4 separate regions of the Mus musculus genome follow, and regions 1, 2 and 3 are each linked to region 4. Evidence: chromatin loops called from intact Hi-C (ENCODE). Cell type or tissue: heart. All regions are shown on one strand. Each heading gives the region's core, and the rest is flanking DNA. Links, peaks and the distances in the headings are about the cores only.

Region 1 (7,312 bases), core at 2,313-7,312, 490 kb after region 4:
TTCTTATGTAAGTTCTCGTTGTCCTCCTGGGAAAAAGAAGCTTAAGTTGTGGGGTCTGACAACTCATCAGATCAGAAATGATAGGAAAGGATAGTAGAAAACATACTGTGGGAGAGACAGAAACAATAAGCCAAGTCTAAGTGAGAGAGAGGACGGGGAGCACTGTGAACGACACCCGGAGCACTGTGAACGACACCGGGAGCATTGTGAACGACACCGGGAGCACTGTGAACAACACCGGGAGCACTGTGAACAACACCGGGAGCACTGTGAACAACACCGGGAGCCCTTTTCTAACAGTTGCTTGGCCTAGTCTTGTGGACCCTATCTAGACAAGAAAGAGGTGGGCACCTCGTTATCTTGTTAAGTAGAAAAACTGACAGCACCATTTGTCCTTCCTGCATTCGACCACAGGGAGTCAGGCTCTGGATATGTGTATAAAGGAGTGCAAGTCACTGGGGTTGGCTCTAAGCATCAGAGTCTAATTGGTAAAGACTGGGGAGATTTGCTATATGTTTAGTCTTTTTGTTTCTACACCTACCCAGGCCTTAACTCTGCTTCTTGGCTCATAATATCTGGCATGTAACTGGATCTTTACAAAAGAAAATTTGCCAACTTATCACAGGGCGATTGTGCTGACTGAATACAGCAACCCCTGTGAAGTGGCTAGCAACAACACAGCCTGTAACCAATCATCTAATCTGGGTATGTTCTACATGACTCCATAGTCTTTCTTAATTATTAAATAGGGAAAACATTAAGTGTATCAAATATTCACACGTATAATTGTTGAAATCTGGGATTCGGATCTAACTTTCTCTTACAGTTCCAGAGGCAGAGTGACTGAAAATGGAAGCAAACTTTAGAGCACAATCTGCCTTACTGTTATACACATCTACTCCAGTAAGATCATCGTAGAACAAAGTGCTAACAAGTCCTATCCGAATGCCTCAAAGGATGGCTTGGTAGGTAAGGGGTGCTTGCCACCAGGCCCAGTGACCTGAATTCCATCTCTAGAACCCATTTGGATGACAGAATTGACTTGGATAGTTGTCCTCTGATTTCCACACAGTTGCCATGGTACTCAAGTGTTACTCGAATACACAGCTAAATTAAAAGAAAAAAAAAATACTGCCCTTGCCTTCTTGGAATGTTCCTTCAATTTTGATTCCAAGAGGAAATAGCCTATTAAAATCATTCATTTATTAAGCAAGCACTATCTTTTCTTGATTGTGTATATATATATATATATATATACATATATATATATATATATATGTACATACATATGGCATGTTGAATATCCCCAGAAAATGAAATAGAACAGGTTATATTTATCCCTGGTTGGGTGTGAAGGATTATTGCAAATAACTAAACAAAGGGTGGGCTCCAAGACAAAGAAAAAACAAAGACGAAGGGTAAATAGGTGCTAGGTAGGCACAGTATTAAATGCTTATCACATGTTTCCAGGCCTGAAAATCCATATACTTCATTTTCCTGTTTAACCTGCTTAAAATTGGTTTTAACAATGTAAAGAATCTTGACTAAGTTTAGTTGAGAGGAAAAGGGTGACCTAGTTAAGGGGACAAGGGAGTTGGGTATAAGGCAGACGTGAACAACCACCCATGGGAACTATAAGGCCTGACAATGCAGATTTGTGAGATCATAGAAAGCCTCTATGTATGTATCTTGGACTGTGAAAGTTCTTAGTCACCATGTTTCAAGAACTCTCAGGTCTTTGGGGACCCAAAGGCAAATGCTTTTTTCCCTATTAAAGGAGTGCTGACCACAGATATTCCAGGGAAGGAATCCAACTAAAGCATTATTCAATAAAAATTACAGCATCCTCAAGAAACCACTGTACTTCCCTTTCTGATGAAGTGGCATCATCATTAGTAACACCAGTCCTGATGCTGTGTTAGGGATCTGCAGCTACCTGCTTGATGTCCACTCCCTGCCACCCAACAGGCATTGAGAGGGACAGGTCAGTCCTCTACAGGACAGCTTAGGTTTCTCTACCTTGTTGACCAAACTATTTACTCAAGAACACTCTGGAAACTTATTAAAACCTGCCCCACTGGATATATTGATTGTTAATATATGAAAGTGGGGTTCACTAAATCTTTAGCAGTGTCTTAAAGTTGTTCTTGCAGAAGAGTCTATCTCTCTGGGAAGGAAGTATGCAAAAATTAAGTGTATGGATAAGCTGTCAAACACTGCTTCACATGAAGATAAGTGATGCTTCCTCTACAAAGTTTTCTGAACTTTTAATGTGCCATAGCACACCTGAGCTTCCTAAGGTCATAAAGCGCTCATCACTTGACAAATTCATTGTCCTTGTATCATTTCCATGGTAGTAGCATTTCTAGTGATGGACTTGAAAACAGACTTTGAGAAACACTAAGTGGCTGTGAAGAGACAAGGAAGAAGAGAAAGGAGTGTGAGGGGAAGAGAGACACCGTGAGTCCATGTCAGGTGATGGAAGCCATCCGAGGAATACAACAAATATGCATAATGTAGATCAGCTGAGGAAGACTGTGCAGGTCAAAGTGGGCGGGCAATGAGGGCATTGCTGGAGCGGCCAGATTCAAAATTATGCATTTGGTTGGCTAAGAAAACAGGCATAGTTTTTACAGAAATTGAGAAGACCAACGATGTAGCTTAACGGGCTGTGAATAAATGAACTGAATATTTGAGACATGGCTGGAAAGACCATCTTTGGATGACCACTCTTCTTGGACTTCTCTCCCTTCTTCTTTCCTTCCTGTTTCTTCTTCAGTTGCTCTTGTAAACACCATCTGGTACTAAGGACAGTCAATCAGTCTCTTTGTTACTATGTGTGTGCGTGCTTGCACATGCTGTTAAGTAGAGACCAGAGGTCAACCTCTGGGAGCAGGCTCTCCTTCCATTGTGGCAGGGATGGCACTAAGGTAGGTAATCTGGGATTTCTGCAAACTCTCTCTCTCAATGGTTCCACTGGTTTCCTTTTAATACCCTAAATGTTTTCTTAGACTTTTAATTCTTTGCTGCAATCATGCTAATAGGAACCCACTTCAACATAGGCTATCCAGCTGCTTAACCCCAATCGCTAACTTTCCAGACTACTCTTCAAACCCATTTTAGGATCAGCATTACCAACACTGCAAGGACACTCACTTTGTGCCCCCACCCAAAAGTCTGTTCTTGGGAACATTTAATTGTCCATTTGGGGTAACTTCAAAGGTGTTGCTAGTTGTTCTTCCATACTACAGTCTTTGTGGCACACTATAACTCTGACACTCTGCACTTGACTCTCACTTAAAATAATGGAGAGTTTATGTGAAGGCTTTCTTCTTTCCAAAGGAAACACAATAAACCCTGTTACATTATCTCTCAACCAAAGCCTGAATCCTGATGACCATGTATACACCAGAACAGAAATGGAGTCTACTCCCTCTGGGTCCTCCCTAGCACAGATGTACTTTTAGATTTTGGGGTGCTGAGTACTTGAGCCTGGTGTTGTAATTAGCGCCTTCTTTCAAGCCAGTGTCCTCATTTCCTGTGGTTCTAGCCTTTTTTATCTAAGACTTTTTAATCCTTACTTTCCAATGTCCACCAACTTGAAGGAAAAACGACTTTTTAGTACAGAATTGGACATCAAATGGCAAGACAAGAAGCCCTTGAGCCCTATTTAACACTTTTAGCATTTGATAACGTCAAAAGGACTCAGCCTCTCCTCAGTTCCCTGGCAGCTTAGTGCCTTGAGGTGGCCTTTCCTGACAGGACTGCACTCTTCCTCCAGCTTCACCTCACTATCCCTACCCATAGTGTACATGTGGACTTCTTTCCTCAATCATTTGTTTTGATTAAAGCTCTGCTAACTTCCTTTTAGTTATCTGGGGTAGTAGCTACTGTAAGTGGGTGTCTGTGTTGCAAGTTTCAAAGAGCCTCAGCTAAAAGACCTTGGAGAATCCCCCTCACTTTCAGACTACCCAGCAAAGAAATTAAAGTACAGTATCCTTCTTACAGGCTGGTGTGGTAATCAAGTAACACAGTGTAAAGCGCCATGTGAGCAAAGCCACCTATCTACCTTGTACACTACTTAATTCTAAGTGCCTGATCCAGGCAACAGCAAGCACAGAATTCAATCAGCTCACCCTACTGAGCAACACCCTCTAGCACAATGCCACACTCAATTAAAAGTAGCTAATATTGCCAGTATCTTCCCTTTGTCACAATTTCCAGTCTTCTATATGTCCACTACATTTTCCTCTGCAGATGTGGTTCTAAAAATCCCAGTGCAGCATGTGGCAGTCTGCTTTATCTCATTTTAAGTAAGTCCAAGGAGACAAGGGTCTGAAAACAAAACAAAAATCCACAAACTTCCTCCCAATACCACTTAGGGGAATACATGGTTAAGGGAAAATAGCATAGGAATGATCAGCCACTTAAGAGAACCAGAACACAGTTAACATGGGAAGCCATCTTTACCGCTTAATAAAGAGTGGCATTACTCTCCCTAATAAGGTCTAGTGTGGCTGTTACCTATTAGCTTCTCCATCCAGAATGCACTTCTGGCTCTTGATGTATGAAGTTCACCTGCTGTTGGGTACACACCTATCACTGGGGACCCTTACGCAGGATTTCCAGTTCTAGAGCAACCTGGGCAACACAGCAAGGGCATTTCAGTATAAAATCATTCTAAGATTGATAAAAACAAAAGATACCAAGTGATCACAGTGAGCAGAAAACAAATGTCAAGTGACAGTGATTGACTTAGGTCCCACCAGCATATTTTGTGACAGTAGATTCACACTAATAAAGTTGGGAGTTGATTAAATAATATGGCCCATGCAAATGTTCATTTGAAGTCTTTGGAAAAGTATGCTGTACATTTGGCTTAACTTGGAAAAGTACTTGTTTTTAGTATGTTTAAGATTGGAGTCTGGGGGCTGGTGAGATGGCTCAGTGAGTAAGAGCACTGACTGCTCTTCTGAAGGTCCTAAGTTCAATTCCCAGCAACCACATGGTGGCTCACAACCATCTGTAATAGGATCTGGTGCCCTCTTCTGGTGTGTCTGAAGTCAGCTACTGTGTACTCACATATAATAAATAAATCTTTAAAAAAAAAAAAAAATTGGAGTCTGACCAGACCTGGTGGAGCATGCCTTTAATCCCAGCACTTGGGAGGCAGAGGCAGTCATGTCTGTCAACTTCAAGATAGTCAGAGGTACAAAATGAGACACTCCACCCCCAAAGATTGGGAGTCTATAGATATTTCTAAAACAAAACAAAACAAAACAGAAGGGGGGTGTAGTTAGGTGGTGGGGAATGGCAATGTGATAAAGGACATTTTTCCTCAACATGAATTCAAGGGTAGTCACGGGTAGAGAGGCTTAAATTAGAAGCCCCAGAGAATCAGGGAGGATTGTAGAACTCAGACACAGCTGGATTCCATACTGAGCAGCTTACTCAAGCCTGGTGTATGGCTCGCGCCTGTAAACACCAGCACCTGGGAGGCCCAGGCAAGGGGGAGTTCAAGACCATCCTTAATACACGGCAAGTCTGCACTATAAGACTCTACATCATTCACAACTAGTCACCTAGCTTTGTGACTACTTAAGAAAAGCCCTCCTGGCCTCTTCTTGGCCCCACATGGATGGATATTAAGCCCCTCGACTATGTAACAAACGGCTAGCCTGTAACTCAGAGCCTGCTTTCCGAGTCTTGAGATTAAAAATGTGTGTCACTATGCCCGGCTAAACTTTTCTTTGGTAGCCTATATTAACCGCCCACATCGGTGAAAATGCGTAAGAATAAAACTGCCGTCACACCAAGACATGATTTTTGGAGAGGCCTTGTTTGTAAGCTAAGTGAGGGGAGGCATTCGTTCTACGCTGAGATTCGGGTTGCGAGAGCAGTTCCCAGTGCAACCAGACGCTGCTGCAGCACACTTCTTAAGAGGTCGAGCTTGACGCCTGGGATCGGGTAAGGCGAGAATCTGCCTTGGCGGCTTCGGCTCCGGCTGCGGCCACCGACAGGGACTCGACGTCTGTCGGCCCGAACGCTGGGTCGCGCTGGTGGCCGAGGTCCCGGCTGATTCGGATCCAGCCTAGTAACCAGGAAGCTATCTCCGGAGACCATTGCCCAAGCCATGGCCGACGGGTTGAGATCTCCTTGGGAGGATCGGTGGGCCATCCTGTTGGCTTGATCGCCGGCGGACAGCGACACCGAGTTCTGGGCCATCTTCAAACACCGCCTGCAGTGTTTGCTAGACGTATGTCGATCAAACTGGGCCCTCGGCGGCGCCGCAGGTCACTCCAGCCCGCGTCAGACGCAACCGTTACCAACCCCAGTAGCCATTTTTCACGCAACGGCGGAAGGAGCAGCCGCCGGAAACGGGCGCTTGTCCCGCGCGCGTGCGTAGCTCGTCTGCGCTCGCGCACGGCGGGCCTTTACGTCGTGACGTCTGAACGGGAGGACGTGAGTGTTTCTGAGGGTGCGCAGTAGGGTCGGTCGGCCCTGAGCAGGCAGCCTAGGCCTGGGACTGGAACAGCGCGGAGATGGGGGCGGCGGCCGCAGAGGCCGACCGCACTCTGTTCGTGGGTAACCTGGAGACGAAGGTGACAGAGGAGCTCCTCTTCGAGCTGTTCCACCAGGTAAGGGGCGGGCACGGTCCTAGGGCGGCTGTGGCATTCACAGGCCGGGCCAAGGAGCGGAGCGCGCCGAGCCGGAATTCCGCGGCGTTCGGGCCGAAAGTGACGTCGGATGATGGGGACATCTGCGTCTCCACCTTGGAAAAGTCCAGGGATCCGAGGTGGAACCTCAGTACTTGCTTTCCTCTTTCCTGTGTACCGTGCCTTCCCATTTGAGTTCATTGGCCTTTGCCGCATCGTGCAGGATGTGTTTCCGAGTCTATCCGCTTAACTTCCGTGTGAAATTGCAGACGTTAAAGTGTTTTAAAAACTCCATAAACATAACGCAGGAAAGCAGGACTGGCATGCTTAAATCTACCAGTCCTGTACCTTCTTGCTTTAAGACTCAATAGTTGGTTATATTTGAGTAATAGGTGCGGAAGGTTTTTTTTTTTTGTTTGTTTGTTTTGTTTTTGGTTTTTGTAATCAAAATAATCCACTTTGCCTTGTAAATGTTCGTTTCCATGCAGTGGGAAAATGATAGCTGTTGGTTACATTGTTAGGACATCACACAGTCATGTGAGATGGAGATTTTATACTGTACTTCCCATTCTTTGTCAATATTACAAATAATGTCCGAAAAAACTTGCCCCAAATCTCGGTTTCAGTCGGAACTAGAATTATTCTTCCTAAAAGGA
Region 2 (7,410 bases), core at 1,252-6,251, 500 kb after region 4:
TTTTAATCCCTTAGAACAAAGAATATACATGGTTCAAAACCAAAAAATGTCTCTATTGAGACATACCACACCCATTCTTGTGTCTTCTAGCCTGCTCCTTACTTACCATTTTCCAGCATGTAATCACGTTATTAGTTGAGTGGCATTCCAACATTTCTTTGTTCTCATCTCACCTCTCTTGCATATATGGTCATTTTGTGCTTAACAGCATAATCAAGATGTCTTGAGTTGTGATTTTTTTAAAAAGGTTTATTTATTTTATGTATGTGAGTACACTGTTGCTGTCTTCAGACACACCAGAAGAGGGCATTGGGTTCCATTACAGATGGTTGTGAGCCACCATGTGGTTGCTGGGATTTGAACTCAGGAACTTCAGAAGAGCAGTCAGTGCACTTAACCGCTGAGCCATTTCTCCAGCCCAGAGTTGTGATTCTTTGAATGCAATTTTTGTGTATCTGGCAAAAAATGCCTTCAGCAAATTTGTATAATTAAAAAAAATCTTTACATGCCTTATTATCTTGCTTTATCTTGACATCAGTGTACATTACACTGTCCTTTAGAAAAACAAACAAGCATAATGTTCTTTGCCTCAGAAATGGGGATGGGGGTGTGATAACTCGGTGGCGAAGACAGGCTTTTTTCCCCCCATTTGTTCCATTATCTCCTTACTAACATGTTTCACAGATGGGAAAGTAGTCACTTCCTTCCCTATCAAAGAAAAAGTTCCAAATACAAAATAATGTGCCCAAATTTTAGAACTTCAAACCACATTAGATTCACCAGTCTCTGCTTTCTGAGTTTGCATACAACTTGAGCAGCTGCCTCAAGCTCCTGACACCAGGACCTCCCTGCCAGGAAGGGCTGTATTATTTACTGAACTGTGGGCTGACATAACCTGGCTCTCCAACAACCTCTCCAAAACCCTTAAAAGCAAACAAACACATGAACCCCTACTTTAATATGTTGAGTATTTCCTGTGTCCTGTATAATGAGCATTAACTAACTTTGCCAAAACTACTCTTATTAAGGTCAACATTTAATTGGGGCTGGTTTACTGGTTCAGAGGTTCAGTCCATTATCATCAAGATGGGAACAGGCATGGCGCAGGCAGAGCTGAGAGTTCTACATCTTCATCCAAAAGCTGCTAGTGGAAGACTGACTTCCAGGCAACTAGGGTGAGGATCTTAAGCCCACACCCACAGTGACACACCTATTCCAACCAGGTCACACCTCCAAATGGTGCCACTCCCTGGTCCAAGAATATACAAACCATCACACTTGGTAAGTTGGTAGGATCTTTAGCATTTGTGTTGGTTTCCCATTAGAGTAACAAATCACCAAAGACAATCAACCAGTGGTGAAGAACGACTTCTTTTAGGCACTTGGGTTTTAGAGGTTTAAGTCTATGGTCAGGCGGAGTCACTGCTGTTGGGCCTGTGGTAGGGTGGTGCATATTGGCAGGGAGTATGCAATGGAGCCAAGCTCTACAGACTCGATGGCTGCGACGAAACAGGGCAGGAGGGAGGGAGGAGTGGAGGATCACAGTCCCCCTTCAAGAGCATGCATCTAATGACTGGAAGACCTGTCACGAGGCCCTACCTTTCAAAGTTTTCACAAGCTGTCAACACGATGATGGGGCCAATCCTTACAACACTCTGGCCTTTGACGGACTTCCAGATCCAAATCCCAAAGCTTCATGGTAGAGTGCTCTGTACAAGCTAAGTACTTGGTATGTGTTTGTAAACTGAGTTGACATAAATGCAGTTCAGATTTCATAAAAACCTCAGTGGCCACATATACAGATGTGCTCTGAGGATACTTTCTTTTTTTTTTAAAGGCTTATTTTATTTAATAATGGATGTGGGGGAAATATTAATTTAAAAAAATTCTAGAGCCAAACATGTTATATCATAACTAATCCCTAAACTTGGAAGGTAGGAAGACTGTCACGGGTTTGAGGTCAGCCTGCACTGCATGAGTGAGACCCTGTTTCAAACAACCAAATATAAACCAGACGGAAACCAAAACTGTTTCTGTAGCAGAAAACAGAGACAGTGGGTACAACTTATAGGTCATGACTCCTCCTCCCCAGGAAAGGACGTGTCTCAGCTAAAGTCACAATATTCTAGCCTTTGTCACACAGCTGCTTTCTGCAAGTCTAAAATGGTCATAGATATGGTGGGAAGACATTAGCACACTTACTCACACTCTTTGTTTTGGCAAAACTGTGCATAAATCTATATCTAGTTTCTTTTACCATTTTCTGTTTTGCAATTTCTTTAGAATTTAGGGAAAATAACTGTTTTATTTATGGTAAGAACACTAAATCTGTACTTATCATTGTAACAGAACACATTACCTTAGCTGAATAAACGTGAAAGGTTCTAAAACTCCCACACATAGTTTCTGTTTATTTTTGAGATAGGGTTCCCTGTGGCTATTTACATAGCTATAATTTTTCATTGTTAAATGTAACCATTCATTGTTAAAAAAAAATCATGGGTGTGGTTTTTCAGGATATAAATTGTTAAATACCACCACCAAAGGTGTAATAAAAAAAAGATCTCTATTTGTGCAGTGTGTATGTGTGTGTACGTGTGTGTATGTGTGTTTACTGGTGCCCACTAAGGTTTGAAGAGGGCAACACAATCCCTCGGAGCTGAAGTTCAATCCCCTGCAAGAGCAGCAAGTACTCTTACTTAACCTTTGAGCCATCTCTCCAGCCTAAGGATGTTATCCTTTCAAAATGTAAAGAAGTAATACTGAGAATAAGCCCAGCGGATTCAAATTCCTATATAGCCAGGTGTGGTGTTGCACACTTTTAATCCTAGTACTTGGGAGGCAGAATTCCAGGCCAGCTTGGGTTCTGTAGTGTGTCTCTTTGTCTTAAAAAAAAAGTTTCAATGCTACAATAGAGTTCTCCTTCCTATGAGTAGGGCCACAAATGATTACAAACTTAACAGTATGTTCTACTAGGTAATGCCGTTATAATATACATACCCATTCTGCAGTAAAATTGAACATGTAATTTGACACCCGTTTCCATGATTTTTTCCGTTTCTCTGGCCAAGCTTGGCAGGTCACCGGTGGAGTAGCTGAAATCCACTTGTAGGTTGCAGCATCCTTAAAGCTTTGATTAGGCAACAATGTTTGTCTCACAAAACCAGCTCACCGGGTAGGAATAACTATGCCACCAACCACAAGCTCTGTAATTACTGGCAACACAGCTTTCAGAAAAAGACACAGAGTATGTGATTCAAGACTGAGCACGTTTGTGACAAAATTGCCCTTTGCAGAGGCGTTTGCTACTGAGCTAAAATATAAGATCTCCGCAGAGGCCCCTTCGAGCGTAGGTGATGAAAACCGTATCTATTGTGGGAGATTAAGGACCCGTCTATTAAAACCAGAGCGATCGGCAAAGGCAGAGCGCAGGACAGAGCAGGCAGAGCTATTCCAACTCTCTTTAGTGGGCTGCAAAAGGTAGAATAGTATACGATCTAACAACCGAAACACAGCCTACACGTCCTGGCATCCTAGAAAACGAGACAAGGCTTCTGCCAATAATGGGAAAGGAACATTTATGGAACACCTGATATGTGCGAAGTCATCTTTCAGAAAAGAGACCATTTAAGGACTCCTAAACGGTGATGGCGGAATTGGCCTTGTAGCTCAAAAGAGCACGTCACTCGGATTCCAAGTAAATAAGAAATATACTCAATACGCGGAAGGGAGGGGCAGGTAAAAAAAAAAAAAAAAAGAAAAACTGAGGGAGGTAGCAGTAAGGAAAAGGTAGATTTAAAACAATTCTTAAACATATAACCATATTTTTCAAAGTAAAGCCTCTTCAACTTCGCAGCTTAGAACTAATAAAAACTCAGGAATGATATCTCCTGGAAACAGACAAACTTTAGCGGTGAAATACTAGCAAGTCCCTTAACATCCGAAAACACGTGGCGGGGGAGGGGAGCAGGAGGCTGGACCAAGGACTCCTACTCCCATCAGCCCTTTCGGCAGCCGAGAGTAGCTGTGGAGGGCGAGCCGACGCCTCGCATGCCGGGGCTTGTAGTCTTCTCCCGGCACCTCCCCGTGGGTTTGCGACGTTTAGCGACTGTGGCGCCTGCGCGCGCTGGGCCGGCGGGGCTGGGGCCGTGGCGGCTCGTGCCGGGTGATGCTAGGCGTATCCCTGGGCGCCAGGCTGTTGCGGGGCGTGGGTGGCAGGCGCGGGCAGTTCGGGGCGCGAGGTGTCAGCGAAGGTAGCGCAGCCATGGCGGCAGGGGAGAGCATGGCTCAGCGAATGGTCTGGGTGGACCTGGAGGTGAGAGTGCGGCCGGGGCGAGGAGGGTGCGGGGAGGCGAGCGCAGATTCGCGCGTGGGACCGAGGGACTCCCCTGTCCCGGGAAGCAGCAGGGATCTGGGTGTCAGGTGCGACAGGTGAGCACGGCCCCAGGAGCCCCGAGTCAAGAGTTTTTGCGGGGTCTGGGACTGTCCCTGGACTGTGGGGTTTCTTTCCATCTGGGTGGAGCCGTCCATGTGTCTCCCCTCTCCCTAGCCTCGACCTCCACCCAGAAGTGAATTTGTGTTACGCGTTAGTGACTCTGAGGATCGTGGGTGAGAGTTGGGGCAGCGACTCTGAGCCCTGCTCCGTCCCCACCTCCTAGCCTTAAAAGACTAGGTTGCTTAAGCTAGGACTCAGGAGATGACTCAGCCTTACCCCTCATTCCATAAAAGAGAAAATTGAGGCCCCATTGGAAGATTCAGGTTACCCATTTTAGTTTTAACGCATTCATACCTAGGCCTCTCTTGAACTCCAGTTTTCTGCTTACGAACTGAGTTCATTTGTTAACTTTTTTTGTTGTTGTTGTTGTTGGGAAAACTTCGGAAACCATTGTAAACCTCCGAGAGGTAACGTTCGTGAGCTCACTTTTCTGTAGTCAAGTTTTCATCCTGCTTATTTTGAGTCTGTTCCCAGGACAAATGTGTTTGACAGTAGCTGGCCCGCCCGCAGGAAGTGCCTTTAGCAGTCTCTGAGCACTCAGAACTTAATACCCTGAGTACTGCCCAGACCATTACTGGTCATAGAATGTGAGCTGGGTCCACACAAAGGAATCTCTGTCAAGTAAACTTGGGCAGCACGCCTTTAATCCTAGCACTTGGGAGGCAGAGGCAGGTGGATTTCTGAGTTCGAGGCCAGCCTGGTCTACAGAGTGAGTTCCAGGACAGCCAGGGCTACACAGAGAAACCCTGTCTCAAAAAAATAAAACAAAAACAAAACAAAACAAAAGGTGGTTTCATGTGTTTGTTATATGCTTGTTTATTTATGTTTTACAGATGACAGGATTGGATATTGAGAAGGATCAGATTATTGAGATGGCCTGCCTGATAACTGACTCTGATCTTAACATTTTGGCTGAAGTAGGTGATGCCGTGTAAATACATTCATACCACTTAAAGGGCATTGGGGATCTAAAGGTGCCTTCATCTGATCTCACTGAAAAACGTAGCAGATTGAGGTCTGTGTAGATTAAGGCCCAGTGCTATATTACTAGGACAATGTAATATAATATGTTAGAGTTGGTATTGGAACCAACATAATCCACTTCATAACCGGATTAAGTTTTCAGTTGAAATTGACAGAACTCCCCCTCCCCCAAGGCTACAACAGTTCTGCAGGGTTTACACGTGTATTCTTAGTCCTCATGATGATAAGATAGGCTCTGTTAATGATGTTCATTGTCCACCGGAAGATATTGGGTTACAAGAGATTTGGGGGACTTGCTCAAGAGCATTTGGCTAGGTATTGGGGAAGCTGGTTAAACTACTCTCTAAACACAGGCAGTCTCAAGTGTTCCCACCAGTATCCAGCCAGCTGGGTCCTCATCAAGCTTGGTGTCCCCCGACAGAGTTTCCCATCTCTATGTCCTACCTTCGGCTTTAATTCCATATATAGTCCCCCTTATACCACTCCATCAGGGGTTGGTTCCAGGATTCCTCTGTAGATACCTAAATCTCATTCCCCTGTATCCTGGAAGGAGATGCAGTATTTCTCATGTACTTTGAATCACCTCTAGATTGCCTGGTGTCATTCTTGTGCTCCCAATAGAATACCTGATACGACGTTGGTGCGTGTAAGTAGTGTTTAAAGTAGTGTTTACACCATGTTGGTTAGGGAATGTTAAGGAAAAAAAAAGTATCCGTATGCGTTCCTTACAGACCAATGACGTTTCCGTCTGAACTGGGTGACTCCTCCCAGATGACACCCATTGTCCCAGGTGGCCGTTGCCTTCTCAGCTAGACTGTGTGGTTCTTGCACCTCTGTGTTAGGGTTTTAGAACATCTATAGACACACTTTTAGAATGTGTGCTCACGGTGATTTTTATCACTCTGTTAAATGCTGCCTTTAACTGAAACCTTTAGCAGAACAAATAGAATAGACCTGTTGGCACTTGCGTTTAAGCACCCGTGAAGCGTTTTAAAAGATGAAATCCCTGACCTTGATACCATCCTCAATATTCGAAGTCATTAAAGAACAAAATAGGCCAGGCTTAGTGGCAGGAGTCTTTAATCCCAGCACTTGGGAGGCAGTGGCAGGTGGATCTCTGTGAGTCTGAGACCAGCGAGGTCTATATGACTAGTTCCTGGGCACTCAGGGCTACCTAGTGGGGGTGGAGAGATGGCTCAGCAGTTCAAGCATGTACTACTCATTCATGAAGACAAGAGTCTGTGTCCTAATACCCAGGTCTCACGAGCCCCTGAATCTCCACCTCTAAAGGACCTGACCGGACCAGACACATGCATACGCATAGAAATCAAATGAAACAACAAAACCTGTAGACATGGAGCACGTATGCCCGCGGAAAGAAGAGTCTAGTTAATAAATTAGGTTTTCAGAGCGCAGGCTCAGTGGACACTGGAGCCACAGCCATTTCCCGTTTACAGTTAGGACGTCTTTTTATTCCCTGGGTAAGCAAAAGGACTTTTCATTCCCTGGAGAAAGCATTTTTTAGCTGGGCACGATGTCACACACTTTTCATCTCAGCAGTTCAGAAGGCAGAAGCAGGGTGGTCAATGTGAGTTTGAGTCTAGGCTGGTTGACAGAGTAAGTTCCAGGTCATCTTGGGCTATACAGTGAGACTCTGTCTCAAAACAACAACAGCAAAACCTAAACAAAAAAACAAACAAGCATTTAGAGGTGAATTCCTGTCTTGTAGTGGCAACAAGGCTTATCATCTCGTTGAGAACCATGAGACTATTATATTTCTTACAACAGTTTCCTGTATAAATCAAGTCCCGAGCTTTCTTTCGCTTTGGACACTTGTTTTTCTGACTTGGGATATTTTTGGTGATGAATGGTCAAGTGTCTTTATTTTGTCATCCCTGCTCACTCTTGGCTAAAGAAGTGTTTTTCTTTTA
Region 3 (7,410 bases), core at 516-5,515, 66 kb before region 4:
TTTTGGCTGTGTCCATGGAAGTCAGAAGCAGGCAAGTAAGTCCAGTCCCTGAAACTGGACTTACAGATGACATGAGCCACCATGTGGATGCTGGGAATTGAGTCCTGGTCCTGAGTAAGGGCAACGAGTGCTTCTAGCCACCGGGCAATCCCCTAGAACAAGATTCTTATCACTTCCTATCAGAGATTACAAATAAATTTCACCAAAGGCTTTTTATCGTTGTTTAATTTTAAAGTTTTCAGTGATTTTTTTGGCTCTGTTTTGAGACGTGGTTTCTGTAGCCCTGGAAGGCATCAAATTCATAGCTATCTTCCTGCCTCAGCCTCCTGTATACAGGAATTATACACTTATTCCACTATGTCCAGCTAGCCATAGCTTTTTAGAACTATTTCATTGTTGAAGGTCAAAAGAGTGTTCCGCGAAGATGAGATCACTCGTTCACTTTGCAAAACAGGCTGACCTGAAAGACAGCCACTGGGCATTATTACCAACGTGACACTCTTTGTAGGAGAGGGATGCGTGCTGTAAGAGCATCCTTGTCCCCTTTATACACTTTTTGTTACTTGACCAGCAGAGCAAGCAAGTGTTTTACATAGCCAAATGGAATGCCATTAGTGCAGCAATACCATAAAGTATAAAATTAACAGAGACAAGGGTGCAGATACAGGTAATTCAATCAGTAGGGATTTAGAACAGATGTTATCTGTCTCCAGCATCCTTCCTGGAGCAGGCAATAAAACCAATAAACAAGATGTTTATTATACAAATGTCATCTTTTCTCTTGCTAATTTACCCTTTGTCCTTTTTTATCGTTGATGGCAGGGAAAATTCTTGCACTGAGAGCTTGACCTTTAACATTCTTCAACTGAGAGATCACTTAGTAGTTAAGAGAACTAGCCTTGTGGAGGACCCGGGTTCCAGTCCTATGTGAGGCAGCTCAAAAACACCTGTAATTTCAATTCGAGGGAATCCAATGTCTTCATTCGACCTCTGAGGGTTCCTGTACATATATGATGCACATATATACACTGAGACACATACATATAAAAGAATTACTAAAAATAATAAAATCGTCTCATTATTGGTATGTATTGCATACTTGGAGATATTCACACAGTATAGTATGATCCTTTTTTTCTAAGAAAATAAAATAGAGGTGCAGGCCATACATGGTCACACACAACTTTGGATTCAAGCTTTCAGCACTGAGGAGGCAAAGACAGGCGAATATCTGAGTTTGAGGTGAACCTGGTCTACTAGTGAGTGCCAAGCCTGCAGGGCTACAAAGACCTTGTCTCAAAAACTAAAGTGTGTGTTTAGGGTATGTGTGGTGTGTGATGTGTGTGTGTGTGTGTGTGTGTGTGTGTGTGTGTGTGTGTGTGTGGTGTCCTCTGGGTGGACTTTAATGGCTTATGCTGTTTCTTCGCATCCTTTTCTCTGCTTTCTGTTGTTCTGCAATAAACATGTACTGCTTTGATGAAAGCATCTTTCATTCTTTAAAAGGAGTCTTATGAGAGAGGACCTTAGGTAGATCCCGACTCCCAAGGTCCATTGCAACATTGGGTCCCTAAACCAATCAAGCTCATCCTAATAGAGCATAGGACAGGTAGTTCCTGTTCCATGGGGGAAGAGAAAGAATCTTGGGTTGAGAAAGCTTGTGCTCTAAGGTGGCCAGGCTGTCCTTGGAAAGCAGTTTTGCGTGGAGTCCTCTCAGCCTTACTTTAAATACTTGAAATGTTGCAAACAATAAATGCCCAATGACAAAAAAAAAATAATAATCCACAGATGACATTTCTGAAAACCTGCACTGTGCCTTCACTGAGGAATACTATGTGGCGAGTTCTGTACTAGGTCTGGAGCCCCGGTCACGTGACTTAATGATCACAAAAAACAACACAGTAGCTATTTTCAAAATAAGCAAGGGAGGGAAAAGACAGAGTGGGGAAGATTCATTAGGGGAAATTACAAAATTACAAATAATTTTGTGATTTTGCTTTTGGAGGGAGCTCATACAAATAACAAGCCCCAATGCTTAATTATTTCTTAGGAAAATGCAAAGACCCGGGAAATCCTGGGCGGGAGAGATGACTCCGCAGTTAAGGCACTGACTGCTCTTCCAGAGAACCTACATTCAATTCCCAGCACTCACATTGCAGCTTACAACTGTGTGCAACTCCAGCCCCAGGGGATCGGATATTCCCTTCTTGTTCTGTGGACACTCTACTCATACACATAAATAAATAGGCAGGCTTGGTGGCAGGCAGAGGCCTGATCTCTATGGTTTGTGGCCAGCCTGGATTATATGAAGAGTTCCAAGCCAGCCAAGGACTATATAATGAGATTATGCTAACCTCCAGCCAAAAAAAAAAAAAAAAAGAATAGTTTTGATTTGCATTTCCCTGATAACTAAGAACATTAAATTTTTATTTTTATCTTTTTATTTGTTTGTTTTGTTTTTCAAGACAGTTCCTCTTTGTAAGTCTGGCTGTTTTGGAACTCACTCTGTAGACTAGGATAGCCATGAACTCAGAGAAATCCACCTGGCTCTGCCTCCCGACTACTGGGATTAAAGGTGTGCGCCACCACCAAGATAAACATTTCTGTAAGTGTTTCTCGGCCATTTCTGTTTCACCTTTTGAGAACTCTCTGCTTAGTTCTGATTCCCATTTTTAACTTTACTTTCTTTTTTTTTTTAAAAAGATTTATTTATTATTATATGTAAGTACACTGTCACTATCTCCAGACACACCAGAAGAGGGCGTCAGGTCTCATTACAGATGGTTGTAAGCCACCATGTGGTTGCTGGGATTTGAACTCAGGACCTTCAGAAGAGCTCTTAACTGCTGAGCCATCTCTCCAGCCCTAACTTTGCTTTCTTGATGCCAAGTTTTTCTGGTTCTTTATATATTTTATACACCTAACCCTCTATCAGATGTACCTGATATAATGGTGTCCTTTATAAATAAGTAAATTAATTAAATAAGTAAGATGATGAATAATATAAGACAACACGGGACATCGACTTCTGGCCTCTACACACATACGCATGCACATGTATGCACATGCTACGCACACATACCCAAAAGCATGAAAAGAGAACACACTGGCCAGACCTTTATGACTTTGGTGCAATAAATCCCAGGTTTCTTGTGTTCTGCCATAGAGACAAGCTCTTAGCCAACATGCTGGGTCAATGCTGTGGCTGGGGACAAGAACCTGAAGTGGTCAAGTCCAAGTCACTTAACTTGAGGTTACTTCTGTCCCCTACCAGCCAGGACACCTTGCTAATTTCCCTAAAGTGTTTCACACAGTGTCAGAATAAAAATTCAGTGCCAAGCACCGAACTCAAAGCCTGGCATTTAGCCATGATCAGAAAGTGCAAATCACTTCCTCTCCCATCAGATCCTGTGGCTTAGAAGCAGCAACAGACAGAATGGAAGCTGGTATGATTGACAGCTACTTGCAGCTGACTTTGGATCAGCAGAGGACCAGCAGAGGGAGCACTTCTCTCCAGCGATGTTCTGAGTCTACCAGGCGGTAGGAAAATTCGCTTGGACTGAGGAATAGTAGTCTTCAAATGAATGGGCTTTCTGATCACAAAATATCAAACGACAAACTTATCTAATGTGTAAAGAAATGAGTAAGAAAATTAAAACACCAACACAAACCTAACATTAAGATAACAACAAATTAACATTTTGTTTAAAACAAAACTCGGACATGGAAGGGGTTAAAAATTATTTTACAATGTGTTGTTGGGAACGAGCAAAAGAAACTTAATCTAAGTACTACCATTTTGTTTTCAGAAAATAAATTCAAGATCCCAGGCCTTGGGGAGGCTGGGGACTTCCCTATAGCTGAACAGCTTCTGTGGTAAACAATCCCCTGGGTTCAGACATCTCAGGGACAGCTTGTAAGGAGACAGTTGTCGGAGTCCCGCCCTCTCAAGGACATCTTGCTGGCAGGGTCACACAAGTTCCTGTTCCTAATCTAGGAACAAACTCCTATCCCACGTCTCCAAACATTTTCTAAATTGTCTGTTAATTGGTAAAGAACATAGAAACTGCTGTCATCTAAACCAAGGTGCATAAGTTGTAAATATATAACCAATTCCCTGCTATGCCCTAATAACTCCATGCAGCTGATCCACTCCTTTGTCCCCATATCACTCTCAGTTCTGAACCTAATGTCTAGGAGAATGAATTAGGGACCTTGAAGCCAAGGTATTGTAACTTTAATTTTTTTCAAAGCCTACTTCTAATGATGGTTCTTAAAACACTTAACCTCCCTTCTAGCCCACCACCCACCAGAGGTAGTAGAAAAGAAAGGATATGGGGGAAGTAGACCTGTTGAGAAAGGTTCTTTGGTGCAAATCCCACCTGCATTGTCAGGAAATCAGCAGTTCAGTTCACGGGTAAGCAGTGGCAGCTCAGTCCACTCGCAAACACTTGAAGGATATACCAGTTGAAGGATATACCAGTTGAAGGATATACCAGTTGAAGGATATACCAGTTGAAGGATATACCAGTTGAAGGATATACCAGTTGAAGGATATACCAGTTGAAGGATATACCAGTTGAAGGATATACCAGTTGAAGGATATACCAGTTGAAGGATTTACCAGTTGAAGGATATACCAGTTGAAGGATATACCAGTTGAAGGATATACCAGCAGTGCAGCTCAGTAGTGTCTGGACAGCAGCAGCAGTGGCACGACCTAGCAGGAACTAGCCAGGCCTCAGTTGAGTTGAATCAGCACAAATCATGGGAAGAGACCAGGGCCAACAGGAACACCAGGAAAAGTTCTCTGCTGTGCCTCTCTCAATGAAGCAAAGATCAGCTAAGATGCAAAACTAAGAAGGTTTACAAAGCTAGCTCTATAAGCAAGCCTCAAGCCTCCGTTGCTGTCCATTGAATCCTATTTATACTCCCGACAAACATCACAAGTCTTTCTCGGGTCTTGCCTCACCACGTGTCTTGTCTCAGCACGTGAGGCTCTCATCTTTTAAGCTTTCATATCTGAAGTGAGTTTTCTTGGCCTCCACCCTGAAGCCAACAGCCCGGGTACTTTCCTTGAGTATATGCCTGTATACCACTTGCATGCCTGGTGCTCAAGGAGACCAAAAGAAGGTGTCCGATCCCCTGGAACTGGAGTTATAAACAGTTGTGAACTGCCATGTCGGTGAGACTCAAATCCTGGTTCTCCAAAAGAGCAGCCAGTCGGTCACCTAACCTCTGAGCCATCCCTCCAGCCCTAAGAGAGAGCTTTCAAAGAGAATGAAACGGCATTCGCAATGCTCTGCATCACGTGATCTCCTGCTTTCTCAGTGAAGGACTTCAGGTTCCACTCTGCTTCCTGTCTGCTATGTGACAGAGCAGCTCCTTCCCCACCACCACCACCCACCCCACCCCCACTTTATGAAAATATCTTCTGCAGGCTAAAGAGCTGGCTCAGCATCGAGGAACACTTGTTCCTGCACAGGACCCAGGTTTGATTTACAGCACCCACATGGCAACTCCAACCACCCATAAATTAAGTTCCAGGGGACTCAATGACCTACTGCCTACTTGGGTGTATACATGCATTAGGCAAAACACACACATAAGTCTTTCAGAAGTTTTTTCCTTCTACAAAAGTCACCTCTTTTTTAAAAAAAAGTGAGGGTTTAATGTAGTGAACTTGCACTATGTAGCTGAGAATGACCTTGACCTTCTAAACCTCAGGTCTCTGCCTCCTGAGTGCTAAGATTAGAGGTGATGCAACCACACCCTTTTATGTGGTCCTAGGGATGCAGCCAAAGGCCTGTACTCCAAAGCCTTCTACCTAGCTAAGTTCCCAAGCCCCTACATCACTTAAAGTTCTTCTGCGTATGTGTGTGTCTGTGCACCATGTGTATGCCTGGTGCCTACAGAGGCCAGAGGAATGAATGTTGGGGTCCCCTGGAACTTTGAGCTGGAGATGGTTGGTTGCCCCTATGCAGGTGCTGGAAATTGAATCCAGGCCCTCTGGGAGAGGAGCCGGTGCTCTTAATTGCTGAGTCGTCTCTCTGGTCTTAACATCACTTCTACTAACCAAGATGTATAATTATTAACAAGCTTCAATGGATGTTTAAAATAAATCTTTCGATATAGTTACCTAGAACATAGATAAAATCCCTATAGATACGTTCTGTGTCAAAGTCTATACATATTTTAAATATTTAGTCGCATTTATTCAGATGCATGAGCACATGTATACAAGTCAGTTCTCTCCTTCTACAACGTGAGACCTTGGTCTTGAACTCAGGTTGTCTCACTTGGCTGCAAGCACCTTTATCCACCGAGCGTTTTCACTTGCCCCATATATTTAAAAGTATGAAAGTGTCCTTGGGAAAGATCGTGCCAAGGTGTATTTCCAGAATACCAATTTTGTAACCCCAGAGTCAAGGAGTGATTTTTTTGACTTTATGAAAGTATTTATCAAGCACAGTGACAGCTTAATCTCTAGCTATCGGACTGGCTCATGGGACCCTCCTTCAGAATCCATCCTCACATCTGATCTTGGCCACACCCCTAGGCCCAAACACTGCCAAATTCCTAACACCTGTCTCAGCTGTTGCATTGAAAATTAACACCACCGTTTTCTGCAACTTCCATCCACTCTAACTTCCCAGAAAGTCACCCCAGCTGACCAGTCCCTGAGCTCATTATCCCCTCCTCCAGAGGGCACAACCATGGCCTGTAGCTTCCGTGGGAGAGTCCAGCTTGGAGGTCTGCTCCTCTCTGTCCTTGGCTGGGTGTGCTCCTGTGTCACCACCGTTCTTCCCCAGTGGAAGACTCTCACTCTGGATCTGAATGAAATGGAAACCTGGGTCTCGGGACTCTGGGAGGCATGCGTGAATCAGGAGGAAGCTGGCACTGTATGCAAAGCCTTCGAGTCGTTTTTGTCTCTGCCCCAAGAGCTACAGGTAGCCCGAATTCTCATGGTGGCTTCCCATGGGCTGGGACTATTGGGACTTCTGCTGTCTAGCTGCGGGTTGGAATGCTTCCGGTTTCACAGGCCTGGAGGAGTTTTCAAGACTCGGCTGTGCCTCCTGGGAGGGACTCTGGAAGCATCAGCTTCAGCTACTACCCTCTTTCCAGTCTCCTGGGTGGCCTATGCCACATTTCAAGACTTCTGGGATGACAGCATCCCTGAGATTGTGCCCCGGTGGGAGTTTGGAGACGCCTTGTTCCTGGGCTGGGCTGCTGGGCTTTTCCTAGCTGTGGGTGGACTCCTCCTCATCTTTTCAGCTTGCCTGGAAAATGAAGATGGATCTTCTTCCTGGATGGCTGATGCCACGGCCCCACAAGCCTGTGCTCCAGTAGAGGAAGAATTTGATGGTTCCTTCCATCTCACACCAAGACCGGTGAACCAGGTCATCTAGAGCT
Region 4 (7,410 bases), core at 955-5,954:
TCAAGGGCAGCAAGAGGTATACAGTGAGACCCCAGGCCTCTCTCAAAAAAGAAAAGGGCTGGGAGGACAGGCATGGTGGCACAGTTAAGAGAGCAGTAATTCAGAAGAGTCTGCTGCAGAGTCTGAGCACCTGACAAGTTCACACAGCCTGAGCTACATAAAAACCTGTCATCTCCACAAAATGGAAGTGAGGGCCGGAGAGAGAGGCGGCTTGGCAGTTAAGAGCACTTGCAGATGAGGAGCTGGGTTTAGATCGTAACACCTACAACACCAAGAGCTCACAGGTGTAGGTGAGCTATACCCAGGTTCTAGATCTAATGACCTCTCCAGGAACAGCGCGCACGCACACAGGCACTGTGCCCATAAACACATGAAGGCACACACACAAATAAAAGTAAACAAATAAATTTAAAGGGGAGTGTGAGATGGCTTATCACTATAAAAGCACTTGCCCCACAAGCATAAGGACCTGAGTTCGATTCCCAAGAACCCACATAAAAGCCGGACACACAACAGCAATGTCATCCAAGCACTCCTGCTACAGAGGGGTGGGAGGCAGAGAATCCCTAGAAGGGCCAGGGCCAGCTAGCCTGCCACATGCAGGGGACAGTGTCTCTAACAAGGTGGAAAGTGATGTCTAACAAGCCAAGGCTGTGCCTAACACTAAAGGGCTGAGAGGAGGAACCTGGGTAGGAGGACCAAGTTTGTAATCCCAGCACTCAGGAGCGCAGCCTGGGTTACAGGGAGACCATGTGTCTCTGTGTGTGTGTGTGTATGTGTGTGTGTGTGTGTGTGTGTGTTAGTTATTACTTGTAGTGTTGGCATTATTTTAAATGTCTTTGATTATAATAAGGTACTGTAGCCCAAGCCTATATACAGCAGTTAGAAAACAGACACAGGAGCCTCAAGGGTCAAGGTCATCCTCCCCTACAAAGTTGAAGGTCAGTCTGGGCTACAAGAAAACCTGTCTCAAAAACACCTACACAAAAAGTCATTTTGATGAAACAGAATGCACCGGGCCACCTGATAAGAGATTATCTGTTTACGAGCTCAAAATACAGCACTCTCTGTGTGCACAATAACTGTGGCTCAAAGAGCAGGAGAGTTGGGGAGCCAGATTACAACTTTCTAACACTCAAAAAAAAAAAAAAAAAAAAATTCACAACCTGACAGGAGTTAAGTACACCTGGGAGACTAAGGCAGGATGACTAACTCCCAAGTTCCAGGCCAGCCTTGGTCTCAAAAACCAAACCAAACCAAAAACCACAAAGATACCTCGAAGGAAAATCAGAACCAACCGAAACAGCCAGCACAACAAAGCTCAGTGAGGAAGCAGCACTTGCCTAGAATGCAGAGGCCCTGGGTTCCAAGTGGGAGAGCGGGGGAGGGGATTGTGTGTCCTGAATCCTCCCCCAACGAGTCAAGGGCATCAGGTTCCTAAGAAGCAAACTGACTTCAAGCTGTTTCTCCTACTCCAACAGAAAACTTCCCAGCAGGTTTTTACCTAAGGTGAGAACTGATTAAAACACAGGAAGGTGTCCTTAACTCACCAGTCTGGGGGATTCAAAGATAACCAAGTGTCGGCTCGGGTTCCAGAGCCCTCACTGAAATCCTGGAGAGCCTATACATAGTTTTGTCTGTCCTTTGTACAAATGACCAACTGGGGAAGGGAAAACGTGGCAAGTTTTAAATAGCTCCTGAGTGTCGGGGGAGGATAGCTCCTCTCAACTATATTAAACATCTTTTAAGGGAAAGGAGAAAGCCTTGTGAAGTCAAAAGAAAGAATCCGTCCTACACGGAGCTTATCAAGAGGAAGAAGTTATTAATACTCTCATGAAATGTCAAAGTTATGCAGCACCCACACCTTCAAGGTAACCCATGCCTCAAGCATTTTATCCTGACCTGAGAAAAAAGGGCAACGGGCTATCAAGCCTTCAAAGCTTATCATCTGTCAGCCTGGGGCAAAATCTCTGGGAATACTAACCAGTAAATGTCATCACTCCGCAGGTCGCCCGCCCAGAATCAGGCTACTGCAGCTAGCCACAGCCTGGGAGTGCCAAACCTTCCCAAAATAGCTCTGACTTTATACACAATGCTCAAACACCTTACATGCAAACCCTCAAATAGAGAGTGCTCAACTACCGGTCACTCCTCAGCAGCCTGTGACAGAGGTAAATGAAAATACCACTGATCGAAAGGCATGTGGTCTTAAATGACGGGCCCAGAACAAATTTAAATATGACTTGCTCTCCCTCAAAATAGTATCAATATGACTGTCTCAAAACCAAATCTCACCACCTGTTTATAAGTCACTGTCCCCAACACAAGTAGACTTGTGGGGAGGAAAACAGAGAAAAATACAGACCCAATGTCCAAAAGACACTGTTGAGTAATAAACAATTTTTATCTGATCGCCAAAAAAAAAAAAAAAAAAAAATCCACCTACTTTCATTTTACAGGCCAAGACTTAGAGATATCTTTTTCTACATGAATTTTAAAGAGCCTGCTATGTTTTAAACTTGTAGTCTGGGGGTGTAGTGCTTGATTATCTCATGCGATAGGCCCTAGGCTTGATCCTCAGCACCTCAAATTATTAAAATTTAACTATAGAAGACATTAATTATAGAATTTAATTATAGAGTTTTTCTTAGCAGTATCTCAAATTTTTATTCTAAATATTTTATAAATTTTCTCGACTGCAAACTCGGTATTTGAATCCTTGGTATAGGTTTTCCATTTTGTCATTTAAAAAGTGCAGTTCTTGAGGGACGAGGATGTTGTGTTACGTTATAACATTCCAAAGTAAAACTGGATGACAGTCTCAAATTGCCCACTTCCCAAGTTTCTTTAAAAGACATTATGAGCCTTTTGATTTTTTTTCCAAATCAGTGTTACTAAAGGCCCACCATCTAAGCCCTAAGAGCCTTGTAATATTTTTCAACCTTTTTATATTACTAGGAACATAGTAAAGTGCCTTCTATTCATTGTGCTTTTCTCTCCCCTCCTTCAAAACCTACAGTGATCAATGAGATAATTCGGGAAGCTGATTTGTTTCCGAGGGAAAAAAAGAACTGAATGAAAAGCGGGGCGGGAAAAGGGAGGAGTGGGGCTCCGGGTCTTTTTTGCACTTTGTTGATAAACGCCGGCTTTAAGTGAGATAACTTAAGTCTGCGTTAGCCTCAGAGAAGCCACTGCCATAAAACTGATTTGAGAGTCAGAACAAGGCACCGTGGCCGTGCTTTTGGGAAGTTTTTAGCTGCTGGGTCGGGCCCGGTGCACACTTCGGGGTGACCTCGCTGCCTACGATCTCACGTGCAACCCCTCCCGTTAGGGTCCCTAGCACCGGGTCCCACAATCCCGCTCGGAACCTTAGCTGGCTTATACACCCAGGCAACCTCACACAGGCTCGCGGACCCAGCCTCGCAAAGTCCCGGGAAGACCGGGTTGCTCTCGCCCTAGCCCGCAGGCCCCGGCCTCTGTCGGCCCTCGCCCGCTTGGCCCGCCGCGCCCCTCTCAGCCGGAACCCGGGCCCCGCTACCCTCACCCGCCGCTCACCGAGCCATGGCCGTCCGCCGCCCCCGCCGAGTCGTCCTGCTGCAGCTCCGCAGTCATGGCCGTGGTGTCCCTCCGCGTGTAGCCCCACTCTCGTTGTCGTCTTCGCCGCGGTCGCCACCGCCACCACCACCGCCCCCGAAGCCCGGGAGCACCGGGAGGCACCGCCCACACGTCCCGCCCCCGCCCGCGGCGCGCGATGGAAGCCCCGCCCACGCCAGCCCGCTCCCAACACTCCCCACCCACAGCACGCGGCAGAGGCTCCTCCCACGGCGTTCGCTGGATGCCCCACCCCCGCCAGCCGACTCCCACCCATCTTGCGGCTTGCGCCGGAGACCCCGCCTACATGCCCCACCCACACAGCCGAGGTTCCCTCTCCCAAGGCTCCGCCCACGCCAATTTAGAGCCCCGGTGGCCCCGCCCATACACTCTGCTCACGCCCGCAGCGTGCGCCAGAGGCGTCACCCACGCGCCCGCCCCTGGTTTGCGTGAGCCGGAGGCGGGGCGTCTTCGCGTGCTCTGGCCCACGTGACCGCAGCCGGGCACAAACTAAGGGGTCAGCGTCGCCTCGCCAGCTGTTGCTATTTCCGCCTTAGGTGCCCAGGAAGTGGGCGGTGAGGCCTCTGGGTTTCCAAGACTCCTTTTTTACTCCATCCCGCGCTTGCTGAGCCTTGCATCTGCGTCCAGCCTGCCCCCAGCTCCCCATAAGCTTGGTAAGGCTGCTGGGTTCCTTCTGCTGACAGATTTTCCCACCAGACCTCTTAGCCATTTCCTAATCTGGGGACGCGAAGAGAAACGTAGACTGACTCGAGTGGTTTGTATAAAGACAACTGAATGGCCAGGACCTTCACAGAGCTCAGCATCGTGTCTTAATCCTGAACAGTTGCCCCATGTTCCAAATTCCCGTTTTCAGGCCATGTGTGTAATAAGCTGTGTTGACTCTAGCTCATGCACTAAGCCACCTACCACCCCTTTTAATGTTTGGGAAGAGGGTTCTTATTGTTGGTGATATTGGTTTGGGTTTTTTTTGAAACAGGATGTCACGTGGATTGGACTTGCCTCAGACTGTGTAGCCGTGGTTGGCCTTAAATTCTTGGTCCTCTGCCTCCACCTGGTCAAATGATGGTAAGTCTTTACTGCCATGTTAAACTTAACACTTTGAGATGATCTCATTAAGTTCCCCAGGCTGGCTTTGAACTTTCTATACTTCTGCCTTAGTCTCCTATGTGGAATAAATTTGGGACCTGTGTCTATCAGGTCCATCCTTGTCAGGATTCTCTGAAGACAGAACCATTAGACTTGATAAAATTAGAATGGGAGGGCCCTGGAGAGATGCCTCAGTAGTTAAGAGCATTAAAAAGCACTGGCTGCTCTTCCAGAGGTCCTGTGTGTGGGAAGCCACATGTGCCGTTGCAGGGTGGCGCTGGCCACCACGCATAAGTTTGGGTAAACAACCAATGTGTACATATGCAGTAAAGTTTTTCACCAAGTCACTGCCTCGCCCGGGCATGATAATGAGGCTCCATGAGATACTGAGAGAATAACCAATCAGATGGGGGGCATGCAAATGAGGTATGATAATGAGGCTCAGTGAGGTACTGAGAGAGAATAGCCAATCAGATGAGGAACATGCAAATGAGGTGGAAAGCATAACCAATCTGGGTGTGAGACACGCCTCTCCTAGGCCTATATAAGCAGCAACAGTTCTGGGTGTGGGGGTCTTTTTGCCTCTGCAATCAAGCTCTCCCAATAAACGTGTGCAGAAGGATCCTGTTGTGGTATCTGCTTTGCTGGCGAGTCGGGCACTCACAAGAGTCCTGAGTTGAATTCCCAGCAACCACATGGTGGCTCACAACCATCTACCGTCTATTACCCTCTTCTGGTATTCAGTTGTACATGCAGATAGAGCACTCCTATACATAAAGTTTTAAAAAGTAATAGAAAATTATAGAGAGACTGATTAAGTTATTACTGATTATACAATCAAAGGCAGGTGTGTCCAGTGTCTGTACACACAGGAGAGCCAAATCACAGAACAAAAGAAGTCAGTACAAGAAACTTGAATTCCTAAGCCTCGCCAGTAGTAAACCGTTTATGTGGGTGCTGAGACTCAAACTCGGGGCCTCAACAAGGGCAGTGTATGCCTTTAACCACTGAGCGGTCTCTCTAGCCCCATTTTCTTTCTTTTTTTTTTTTAAATTTTTATTTGGTATCTTCCTCATTTACATTTCCAATGCTATCCCAAAAGTCCCCCATACCCACCCACCCCCACTCCCCTACCCACCCACTCCCTCTTTTGGGCCCTGGCGTTCCCCTGTACTGGGGCATATAAAGTTTGCAAGTCCAATGGGCCTCTCTTTCCAGTGATGGCCGACTAGGCCATCTTTTGATACATACGCAGCTAGAGACAAGAGCTCCGGGGTACTGGTTAGTTCATATTGTTGTTCCACCTATAGGGTTGCATTTCCCTTTAGCTCCTTGGGTACTTTCTCTAGCTCCTCCATTGGGGGCCCTGTGATCCATCCAATAGCTGACTGTGAGCATCCACTTCTGTGTTTGCTAGGCTCCGGCATAGTCTCACAAGAGACAGCTATATCTGGGTCCTTTCAGCAAAATCTTGCTAGTGTATGCAATGGTGTCAGCGTTTGGAAGCTGATTATGGGATGGATCCCAGGATATGGCAATCACTAGATGGGCCATCCTTTCATCACAGCTCCAAATTTTGTCTCTGTAACTCCTTCCATGGGTGTTTTGTTCCCAATTCTAAGAAGGGGCAAAGTGTCCACACTTTGGTCTTCGTTCTTCTTGAGTTTCATGCGTTTAGCAAATTGTATCTTATATCTTGGGTATCCTAAGTTTCTGGGCTAATATCCACTTATCAGTGAGTACATATTGTATGAGTTCCTTTGTGATTGTAGCCCCATTTTCTTAAGTGGTATAGCCACAGTTAAGTTGTTCGTGCATCACTAAGTAATCCTTAGGCTTGTGTAAGCAGCCCGGTTGAATCTCAGTAGGTCACTGTCCTGTAGCAATTTCCTCCAAATTTAACCCACTTTGGAAGGTAGCACCTTGTGCTAAGGAAATAAACAACTCAAAGGCTTCTGGTAGTCCAGGAAGTCACTAGTCCTGGAAGTCACTAGGACCCACCCTCCCCAAACATATAAACAGGACTGCTGAGATAAACTGAGCTGCCTGGAAAGAGGCTCAGGCACTTGGGAGGCAGAGGCAGGTGGATTTCTGAGTGATGGTCTACAAAGTGAGTTCCAGGACAGCCAGAGCTATACAGAGAAACCCCCCCCCCCCAAAAAAAGGCTCAGACCAGCCAAGCTACCTGCAAGAGACCCACTGCAGCCTGCCAAGAAGCCTGCAAGTTATGCAGTGTACTTCAAGTTTTGAGCTTTACTGGACTGTCACTCATGCTGGGATGGACTTTGGTGATAACAACTCTCTCTGACTCATTCCTGCTCCTGTATATAAGTAACCTCATTAAAACTCATTTGTTTGCCAAGTTGGACTTTGGAATCCTTACTTTAATCAAAATACACAATACACATGTATGACAGTCCCAGAGAGCTGGAGGAAGCTAGACAGAGTGGCCCATACCTTCAGTTCCAGCACTCAGGAAGCAGAGGTGGGTGGATCTCTATGAGTTCAAGACCAGCCTGGTCTACAGTTCAAGTTCCAGGACAGCAAGAGCTACACAGAGAAACCCTGTCTCAAAACAAAACAGGGAAGAGAGGGGAGAATGAGAATGAAGGGAGGGCCAGGTGTGGCTGTGTATGCCTATAATCCCAGCACTCGGGAGACTGAGGCAGGAGAACGGCTGTGAGTTTGAGACTAAACTGGAACTAACTGTAT

Evidence for each region. Hi-C counts contacts between places; a loop is a spot of excess contacts. Peaks named below come from ENCODE experiments on the same cell type or tissue, not always from the same donor. Only the 100,000 strongest peaks of a DNase experiment are listed, where the experiment ranks them.
Region 1: a loop joins it to region 4, with 2.3 times the contacts of the local background. A loop is called at or near these places in 8 of 42 quality-filtered maps.
Region 2: it touches region 4 in a loop (4-fold over the local background); 8 of 42 quality-filtered maps call a loop at or near these places.
Region 3: a loop joins it to region 4, with 2.9 times the contacts of the local background. A loop is called at or near these places in 18 of 42 quality-filtered maps.

Annotation. Positions count from the first base shown.
Region 1 is chr9:48,494,481-48,501,792 of GRCm38, reverse strand. Rbm7 (RNA binding motif protein 7) reads left to right here and starts at 6,463. Exons shown (of 5, transcript NM_144948.5): 1 at 6,463-6,638. The coding sequence starts at 6,543. It overlaps Gm5617 (predicted gene 5617), which reads right to left and starts at 6,450. Exons shown (of 1, transcript NM_001004191.3): 1 at 5,818-6,450. The coding sequence starts at 6,225. The coding sequence ends at 5,872. In heart, for the core only: a CTCF peak has its summit at 5,028 (motif pointing left); a DNase peak (open chromatin) is centred at 6,432; H3K4me3 peaks cover 1,966 bases; H3K27ac peaks cover 1,609 bases; H3K27me3 peaks cover 894 bases.
Region 2 is chr9:48,477,312-48,484,721 of GRCm38, reverse strand. It overlaps Rexo2 (RNA exonuclease 2), which reads left to right and starts at 4,111. Exons shown (of 7, transcript NM_024233.4): 1 at 4,111-4,315; 2 at 5,329-5,412. The coding sequence starts at 4,169. In heart, for the core only: no CTCF peak of the experiment used is centred there; a DNase peak (open chromatin) is centred at 4,061; H3K4me3 peaks cover 2,174 bases; H3K27ac peaks cover 1,790 bases.
Region 3 is chr9:49,047,598-49,055,007 of GRCm38, reverse strand. Cldn25-ps (claudin 25, pseudogene) reads left to right here and starts at 6,666. Exons shown (of 1, transcript NM_001384265.1): 1 at 6,666-7,410. The coding sequence starts at 6,714. The coding sequence ends at 7,406. In heart, for the core only: a CTCF peak has its summit at 3,485 (motif pointing right); a DNase peak (open chromatin) is centred at 3,467.
Region 4 is chr9:48,981,683-48,989,092 of GRCm38, reverse strand. It overlaps Usp28 (ubiquitin specific peptidase 28), which reads right to left and starts at 3,708. Exons shown (of 25, transcript NM_001359739.1): 1 at 3,556-3,708. The coding sequence starts at 3,612. It overlaps Gm51673 (a long non-coding RNA gene), which reads left to right and starts at 3,964. Exons shown (of 3, transcript XR_003948157.1): 1 at 3,964-4,265; 2 at 4,589-4,677. In heart, for the core only: no CTCF peak of the experiment used is centred there; DNase peaks (open chromatin) are centred at 2,092 and 3,912; H3K4me3 peaks cover 3,899 bases; H3K27ac peaks cover 4,056 bases.